Linked DNA regions of Homo sapiens: region 2 is linked to region 1. Evidence: read pairs that join two places in POLR2A ChIA-PET (ENCODE). Cell type or tissue: A673. All regions are shown on one strand. Links, peaks and the distances in the headings refer to the core of each region. The heading gives the core; the rest is flanking DNA. Region 1 overlaps HMGXB3 (HMG-box containing 3). Region 2 overlaps CAMK2A (calcium/calmodulin dependent protein kinase II alpha).

Region 1 (4,394 bases), core at 215-4,214:
GAGATTGTTAAGCAAATTACTTCCATCAGTACTGAGCCAGGAGTTGAGGTGCAAGTCACCACTGCAGATGCTTAAGTCAACTATTTTAATACATTGATTACCAGTTGTTAAAAAACAAAAAATCTCAATGTTTTAAGATAGTTTATGAATTTGTGTTGGGCTTCATTCAAAGCCATCCTGGGCCATAGGTTGGACAAGCTTGTCTTACATTCTGCAGCTAAACAGCACAGCAATGCCTGAGAAGTGTGGTTTAGTGGAAAAGGCAATGGGATAATTGGCTGTGTGAATTTAGTAAGTCGCTTTTTCAAAATCTATTTTTCCTTAGCTGGAAACTCAAAAGAGTTGAAGTAGCTGATAATCAAAGTCAATTTATTTCTAAAATTCTAAGTGCACTGATGGTAAAATGTTACCTGTCTTCTCACACTCATTCTGTTTCTATAAGCTTTAGAAATCACAGTATCTACTCTTGACATGGTAATCCTTGCAGAACACATTGGTAAATTCTGACTTAGCAAGTCAAGATGGGGGAAGGTAGCTAAGAAAAAAATTGTTTTCATGCCATGAGCTTGATCTTAGTAAGAGAACCATGGCTCTAAAGTTTTTCAGGCTGGGCACCATGGCTCACACATGTAATCCCAACACTTTGGGAGGCAGGTGGATCACTTGAGGCCAGGAGTTCGACACCAGCCTGGCCAACATGGTGAAATCCCATTTCTACTAAAAATACAAAAAAACCTAGCTGGCTGTGGTGGCACATGCCTGTAATCCCAGCTACTCGGGAGGCTGAGACATAAGGATCACTTGAACCAGGGAGGTAGAGGTTGCAGTGAGCTGAGATCGTGCTATCCAGCCTGGACAATAGAGCAAGACTCTATCTTCAAAAAAAAAAAAAAAAGCTGTTTCAGTTAAAGCCAGGTATGATGGTATGATGTCATATGCCTATAGTACCAGCTACTCAGGAAGCTGAGGCAGGAGGATCACTTGAGACCAAGAATTTGAAATGGGCCTAGGCAACATAGCAAGAGACTCTGTCCCAAAAAAAAAAGTTATTTCAAAGTGGAAAAAAAACCACACATACAAGAAATGAAAAAGAAAGCCACACATACAAGAAATGAAAAAGCCAAAGTAAAAATAGCCTGAAGGAGGGATAAGCCCACAGTGATCACTGACAGTCTTTCATGTATAAGCACAGGAAATATGGTCATTTGAGACCTGTTTCGCATTGGTCAAGAAAGGCCAAGGAAGATTCTGACTACTATCCAGTTCAATCTCCCCACTGCAGTTAGAGAACTGCCTTTTTGGGGAATACATTGTGAATACACTGATGGCTTCAGAGAGGCACATCAGAGAAGATGGCACAAGAGCCTTAGACAAAACCCCCTGTGAGACATTAGCACTAGGCCCTTCCTGACAACATGAAGAGCAATAGTAGGGCTAATAATTACATTGATGTCTATCATGATGATAGCAGGACATTCACTGAGGATTTAATATGTACCAGAAACTGCCATTTAGTCTATATGGATAATCTTATTTGACCCTGCTAACATCCCTAATGAAGTAGGTACTAACTTCCATTGACAGATGAGACAAAACTTAAATCCAGGAACAGATATAGAATGTCTTGACCAAGATTACATAGTTAAAAACCTTGGGAAGCAGGGGTCTGAACTGAGGTAGCTAACTCCAGAATTGTGTTCTTAATTATCCTGTCTCCTGGAATTAGTGCTACCCTGAACTTAGCCAGAAGCCAAAACACTCATCCAGAGGGCAAAAGTCACCATCCCAGTATTTCTCAAAGAGATGTGAAAATTGCCCCAGAGAAGTTTAAGGTATGCTGCTATACAAGGTTTTTCTACACATACAAGTTTGGACCATGCTGAGTTAAACATGTGATAATCACGAACCTAACCTAAGCCATTTTCACTAAAATAATGTCCTCTCTTTCCTTTTCTACCCACCCAAATTCTGTTGAATCTTCAACTCTCTCTCTTCTATAATACCTTGCCTGTCTGTCTCAGTCCTTATAAATGTCTCTCCTCTCTGAACTAGGTGAGAATTTACTGCCTCTTCCATCCATTTTAGCCCTTAAAATGTATAGTTTCATATAAAAAATGTGGCAAGTATATATGTTTTATCTAGTTCGCACCAAGCATACACAGGTGACAACATGTTAAACGGAACTTCAGAAGGGCACAGCAGTGATGCTCATTTATTTATTGAGTGTCTTCTATGGGCAAAGGCTGTGGGAGATACCAAGGTCATTAAGGAACTCACAATGTGACATAAACAGAAACATTGTTAACTGATGATGAGTGTTAAATAAAAATGTTAAAGACATATAGATACAGACATCTCTATATACAGACGGGGGGATGACAGAAACAAGTAAATAAACATGGTGTAGTAGTTCATGGAAATTATGAAACAGGTACTATTTTGAAGACTATTTAAAGGCATGATATGTTAAATTAAAAAAAGCAAAATATTATAGTATTGGAGATATCCACGAAAAAACAGAAAGAAAAATAAAAGGGAAAACAGTGCTCACAGTGCTGTAATCCCAGCACTTTGGGAGGCCGAGACAGGAGACTGTTTGAGGCCAGAGCAACAAAGGAAGACCCCATCTCTACTGGAAAAAAAAAAGAAGGGAAAGAAGAAGAAAAAAACAGATACAGAACTTATTCACAGAAAAAAAGACTGGAAAGAAGTACACCAAAATGTTAATAATGGCTTTTCTTTGGATGGTATATGAGTTTGGATAACAATTTATTCCATTTTTCTTTTGTATTTTTTAAACAAACTATATACAATGGAAATGATTTACTTGTATAGTCAGACAGTAAAAACAAATGTTAACTTTTTAAAAATCACCTGTTCCTAATGGCAAACAGAAAGTCTATTCTGTGAGGCTTCCAAAGCAGCAACAGCCAATGGACCTTACCTTTGGGATCCACTTCCCTCCTAGGAAGTTACCACAGGTAGGGCACTTAGGTGGCTTGTGCCTGGTGACATATGTAAAGGAGCACCCTGGGCTGGTGCATGTCCCATGGCCCCGGCGGGTATATGTAGTGGTCTGTAAATAAAGAGCACATCAGAATCAATAGAACAACCTCTCTCAGACTGATGACCACTATAATCACAGCAACACCAGGAGGTCACAAGCTTGTGGAAAGATAACCAATTCATAATCATATCATAAAAGGTCAGTGTTGGAAAGGTCCTACAATACAACAAATTCACTCTTTAGAAATGGAGAAACTAAGTTCAAATGGGGAAAGACAATTGCCCAACATTACAGTTAGGTACCAGAAGAATGAAGAAAGTGATAGTTGCTATGCATTGAGCTAGGCACCACACAATGCTAAACACTTTACCAATATTTCATTTAATACTCTCAGCAATCGTATTAAGTACGTATTATTACTACTGAGGTTTAAATGCTTTGCCTCAAATCATCAATCAAGGGCAGAGCTAGACCTAGAACCCATATTTCTCTATTCTTGGCCCAACATTCCTTCTATGCATCCAGCTGCACCCTCTGGCTCTAAATACTTCAAAGAATTTGCTTCATCTTCATTCTTCAGACAACCAAGGACCTGGGATTCAGAATAAAAATAGATCCATGGTCACTGAAAAAATAAGGGCAGTTCAGGACTATAAGCCAGGCCCTATCCTTTGATACTCAACAGAATGTAGTTATTTGCATATTAATATATATAGCCACTGGCTCTTATCATCTCCACTGATCTCCCTTTGAGCAAAATGTATTACTATGGGTTATAATATTTCAGCTACAAATAAAAACGACTCATTCATTAGTCATGCTCCGCTTCTAGATTAAGGCTGGAAAAAAACCCATTTCTCTGTCATATTTGTTCTGTCACATATGAATGTTTACTCAGCTATTAATCCCAGCTTCCCTAGCCCAGCCAAAACGCAAAAAGCTTCCTTGGGGAAACACCAAACTACCATTAGCTACCTCTGCAAGGAAGCCTAAGGAAAAGGCTTCAATTATGGCTTCCAATTATGACAGTGGTATTAAGTCAAGGATGAGCGTGAAGTGGTATGGCACCAAAAAGAGGAAGACCAGGCTTTGGGTTCCAATTTTGCCACTAATACACTGAGTGACCTGGTGGTAAGGAACCTTAACTCTTGGGCCCTGAGTTTCTTCCTCTGTAAAATCGCCTGTTCTTCCTATTTTATAGGCGTGTCTTGCTGAGAAAGTGAGATAAGAAATGAGAAAACATTCACTTAGATTCTACATGCTTGTGAGAGACTATTAATAGTGGAATATAAAACATCTCTGATCCTTTCTCAGGTTATGGCCAATGTATAATTCTCATTCTGAACACCTCAAGAAAGCAGAGTAAAAATTTAAGATAGGTTAGTTT
Region 2 (4,394 bases), core at 187-4,186, 230 kb before region 1:
CACATAAGCCTCTGGGAACCCCCTGCCTGAGTGGGTATGGCTGGAGATGCTGTTGGGCCAGCCGGGGCTGGTAGAGCAGAGGCCCTGTCCCACCCAGCCTCTGAGCCAGTGGGCAGCACCTATCTGTGTCCCCAGGGTTCAGGCATGGGACCCTACGGCCTTCCACAGGGCTCCCTGGGGCCCCCTCTCTCCTTTCCTGTCACTCCCCTCCGCCATCTCTCCTCCCCAAAGGGCTCCCTGTGGTTGAAGGCCTTAGGGAAGTTTCCACAGAGCTGCCCTAATAGTCTAGGTGCTTGAGATTATTATCCTGATTTTATAGATGAGGAAAAAACTGGCAGAAAACTTGCAGAAGGTCAAGAAAGTTTAAAAGGGATAGACCAGGACTTAACTCAGATGATCCAGCCTGCTTTGTGATTTTGGTATAACTGGGTCTCTTTAAGCTACCTGGGAGTACTTTTTAGTGGGCAATATTGAGCCATGGTTAAGAACCAGAGTTCTGGGTTCAAATCCCGACTCTGCTACTTATGAGGTATGTGACTTTGGCTAAGTCACTTCACCTCTCTGTGCCTTCGTTCCTCATCTGTAAAATGGGAATAATAATTGTGTGTCCCTCAGGAGTGGTGTCAGAATTAAATGTGACCAGGCATATGAAGTGCTCAGCCCAATGCTTAGCATACACACTCGGTAACTTGTAAGTGTTCTTAAAAGTGCTTGTTAGAATACCTCAGGTGTCCATTATTTGAACTGACCGGCTCAACAACCCTGGGAGGCACTTAAGATAGGAATCCCTAATCCTTCATTTGACAGATGAGGAAACAAGGACTAGAAGATAAAGAGACGTACCCAAGGGGCAAAGTCAGTTAGGACAGGCCTCCCGACATCCCATGACCAACTCCAACAAGGGGGTGCAGAGTGGGCTTAGCTCTCAGCCTGGGGCTGACATGGCAGGTGCATTTCATCTTGAAGCCACCAGCAATGGATCACTAGTGGCTCCTGGAAGAGTGGTGCTGAGAAGCTTATGATCCTGAGTCAGGACCCAGTAGGAAGGAGTTCTGTGGCTGATTACCACTGGCTCTGAAGTGGGAAGTGGTGACAGGTGTGCTAGGTAGTTGTCGATCTGATCTAGAGGCTTTGCTGGCTCATCAGGCTTATGTCTTGGGCCGACTGGGGTTGCACAATACAAGCCCAAGTGCACCTGAGGGGCAGGGGCTGTTTTCCTCAGCTCCAGAGCAATCCTCATCCCCTCTTCCAGCAGGATCTTGCTCCAGGTTACTTACGAGACAACCTCTGTGTATGTGTCTGCCTGTCTGTGTGTCTGGGAGCAGGGTTTGCAGGGACTCCTGGATATCTCTCCCCAGAAGTGCTGCGGAAGGACCCGTACGGGAAGCCTGTGGACCTGTGGGCTTGTGGTGAGTTCATCCTAAGGCCCTTTTGTGCCCCTGGCTGCACCCCGGCCTCTGGGGCCCCCTCTCTCCTTTCCCATCACTCCCCTCCCCCCATGTCTCCTCCCCACAGGGGGTTGAAGGTTCTCTGGTCCTCTTTCCAGGGGTCATCCTGTACATCCTGCTGGTTGGGTACCCCCCGTTCTGGGATGAGGACCAGCACCGCCTGTACCAGCAGATCAAAGCCGGCGCCTATGATGTGAGTGTCGCTCCTCTCTTCAGCTCCCATCATCCTCTGGTGCCCTTCCAGTGAAAGCCAGCGCCAAGCCACTCTCTAGTTCTGGCACAGGGGTGAACCCCAGGGGAGCATGAAGACTGACCAGGGCCAGGTGGTTACCATGCTGTGCCTAATGATTGGAGATTTATCTTGCCCCAGAAGGCAAGAAGCAGCACCAAAATGGAGTGAGGAGTAGGGGAGAGGCGCCTCCCAAGCCAGGGTTTCTCTGTTTCTCTCTCATATATACAAATAATAATAGCTAACAATTCTATAGCACTCTCTGAATGTTTTACACATATTATTACATTTAATCCTCACACCAATCTATGATATAGGTGCTGTTATTATTCCCATTTTACATATAGAGAAGCTGACATACAGAGAGGTCAAGTAACTGCCTAGATCACACAGCTAAGAAATGGTAGAGGTGGGATTTGAACCAGGCAGTCTGGCTCTACCATCCATGCTTCTAACTACCAAGCTATATTGCTTTTATGCAGATAGCTATTAAGCTCTGTGCCGTATGTTTTATATTGTATTTAATTCTCACAACATCTCTAGAGATAGCTCAAGAGGTCATGTGACTTACCCAGGTTACACAGCCCAGGAGGCAGAGCCAGGACTTGAATCCAGGCCTTTTGATTCTGAAGTCTGGGCTAAAGCCACTGACCGGCTGCTCTGCAAATAAGGCACAGTCTCAGAAAGATGGTTGGAGGGAGGCCTCCTTTCCCTCTGCCGTGTTCTGATTTGTATGGGGCTAGGGCCCTCCCCTGCAGTGAGGAGCCCCAACTCCTCCTGGTGTGGATGTCCGAGTGGATGGGCAGTAGGACCCCTGCCTGCTCCCCTGCCAGTCAGGGGCTGGGGGATCGCAGGGGTGGCCTGGGGCAGGCTGGGCAAACCTGGCCTCTCTGCCCCTTCCAGTTCCCATCGCCGGAATGGGACACTGTCACCCCGGAAGCCAAGGATCTGATCAATAAGATGCTGACCATTAACCCATCCAAACGCATCACAGCTGCCGAAGCCCTTAAGCACCCCTGGATCTCGGTGAGCCTTCCTCAGCAGGACTTCTCCCAGGAGCCCCTCCAGACCTCATGATCCAGGCCCCCACAGAGTTCTGGCCCTTCCCCTGGCCCATGGGGCCAAGAGGGCTTAATCCAAGAGACTGCCCCTGCTGTGGTTCTCAGGGGTAATGTGGAAACGAGGAGTGAGTGTTCTGGGTTGGCATACAACTGATGGTGCTACTGGCATTGAATGTCTGGTGCCAGGATGCTAAACACCCTGAAGCATCTCCTAGAGCAATGAATCGTTCTTCCCAAGATGTCAACCACACCTCCATTAAGATGCCCTGCTGAAGGGTACCCTTGGGTGGGCCTGTCTTCCAGCCTGCCTTCCACTCACAGCCCTCTCCCCTACTTCCTCCAGCACCGCTCCACCGTGGCATCCTGCATGCACAGACAGGAGACCGTGGACTGCCTGAAGAAGTTCAATGCCAGGAGGAAACTGAAGGTAACAGGTCCTCACCCTCCACAGTCCTGGCCATGGGACTAGCTCTGCCTGGGTCTCCACAGAGGCCAGGAGACTCGCTCACTAATTCTTTCCTTCATTGATTCAATAAGCATTTATTGAACACCTACTGCATACTGGACAGCAGGTTGGGCTTGGGGAGTGAGCGGTGAATGACTGAGCCCTTGCTCTAGTGGAGAGGACAGACAAGTTCCTGGGGCGTTATGGGGCAGTGGTGAGTGCCATGCCTGGGAAAGCCTCAAGATGGTGGCAGAATGCAGCAGGACAATGGTATTCTGGGTCTGGAGCCAGGGGCGTTTAAGCTGAGACCTTGGAGGATAAGCAGGTATTAGCCAAGTTAGAGTCAGAATGGGAAAGTGTGGCCGGGCGCAGTGACTCATGCCTGTAATCCCAACACTTTGGGAGGCTGAGGTGGGCAGATCACCTGAGGTCAGAAGTTCAAGACCAGCCTGGCCAATGAGGTGAAACCCTGTCTCTACCAAAAATACAAAAATTAGCCAGGCATGGTGGCACATACCTGTAATCCCAGCTACTCAGGAGGCTGAGGCAGGAAAATTGCTTGAACCTGGGAGGCGGAGGTTGCAGTGAGTGAGATCGTGCCATTGCACTCCAGCCTGAGTAACAGAGAGAGACTCTGTCTCAAAAAAAAAAAAACAAAAAAAAGAATGGGAACGTGTTCCAGACAGAGGAAGCAGCCTGTGCAGAAGTTTGGAAGTGCGCCTGACCCCTTAGGGGCACCACAAGTGGTTCAGAGTGGCTGGGGAGAGCTTTTGGGGGTGAGACATGACTGAACGTGAGACCCTGGTCAGGGAGGCGCCCCAGCTGCCCAGTACTGTGGAGGAATGGCTGAGGCACTCAGACAGTGATTGTGGCCCTGAGGAAGCTCAGTGGCACCCAGGTGGTCCCAGAGCTTCACACTCTTGCAGGTTCTGTGTGCTCTCAGGGTGGTGACAGCTCCTGGCCTGGCCTTTGCCAGGCACTGAGGGGCCCCTGGCCAGTGGAACAGAGGAGCCGTCAGCACGCTGGGGATGATGAGGGAAGAGGCGGAGGCCCCAGCTCTTGTGGAACCTCCTTATCTGCTGCTCCCAGGCCTGGAGTGGAGGCTTAGGATGGGGACACAGACCAAGGGGTGGTGGCCAGCATGATGCCAGGAGAACTGAGTCCCATCCCCATCCTGCAGTGGAAGCTGTGTCACAGAGGAAGTCTCAAAA

Evidence for each region. Peaks named below come from ENCODE experiments on the same cell type or tissue, not always from the same donor. Only the 100,000 strongest peaks of a DNase experiment are listed, where the experiment ranks them.
Region 2: POLR2A ChIA-PET joins it to region 1 with 6 read pairs; 2 of 35 experiments call an interaction of 5 or more read pairs at or near these places.

What each region holds. Positions count from the first base shown.
Region 1 is chr5:150,017,248-150,021,641 of GRCh38, reverse strand. It overlaps HMGXB3 (HMG-box containing 3), which reads right to left. Exons shown (of 20, transcript NM_014983.3): 6 at 2,945-3,076. It also overlaps the pseudogene RPS20P4. Among named protein-coding and RNA genes, the nearest start is that of HMGXB3, 19 kb to the right of the region's middle. In A673, for the core only: no CTCF peak of the experiment used is centred there; no DNase peak of the experiment used is centred there; H3K4me3 peaks cover 135 bases; H3K27ac peaks cover 1,475 bases.
Region 2 is chr5:150,248,997-150,253,390 of GRCh38, reverse strand. CAMK2A (calcium/calmodulin dependent protein kinase II alpha) reads left to right here. Exons shown (of 19, transcript NM_015981.4): 8 at 1,326-1,409; 9 at 1,547-1,641; 10 at 2,581-2,703; 11 at 3,082-3,165. Among named protein-coding and RNA genes, the nearest start is that of CAMK2A, 39 kb to the left of the region's middle. In A673, for the core only: no CTCF peak of the experiment used is centred there; no DNase peak of the experiment used is centred there.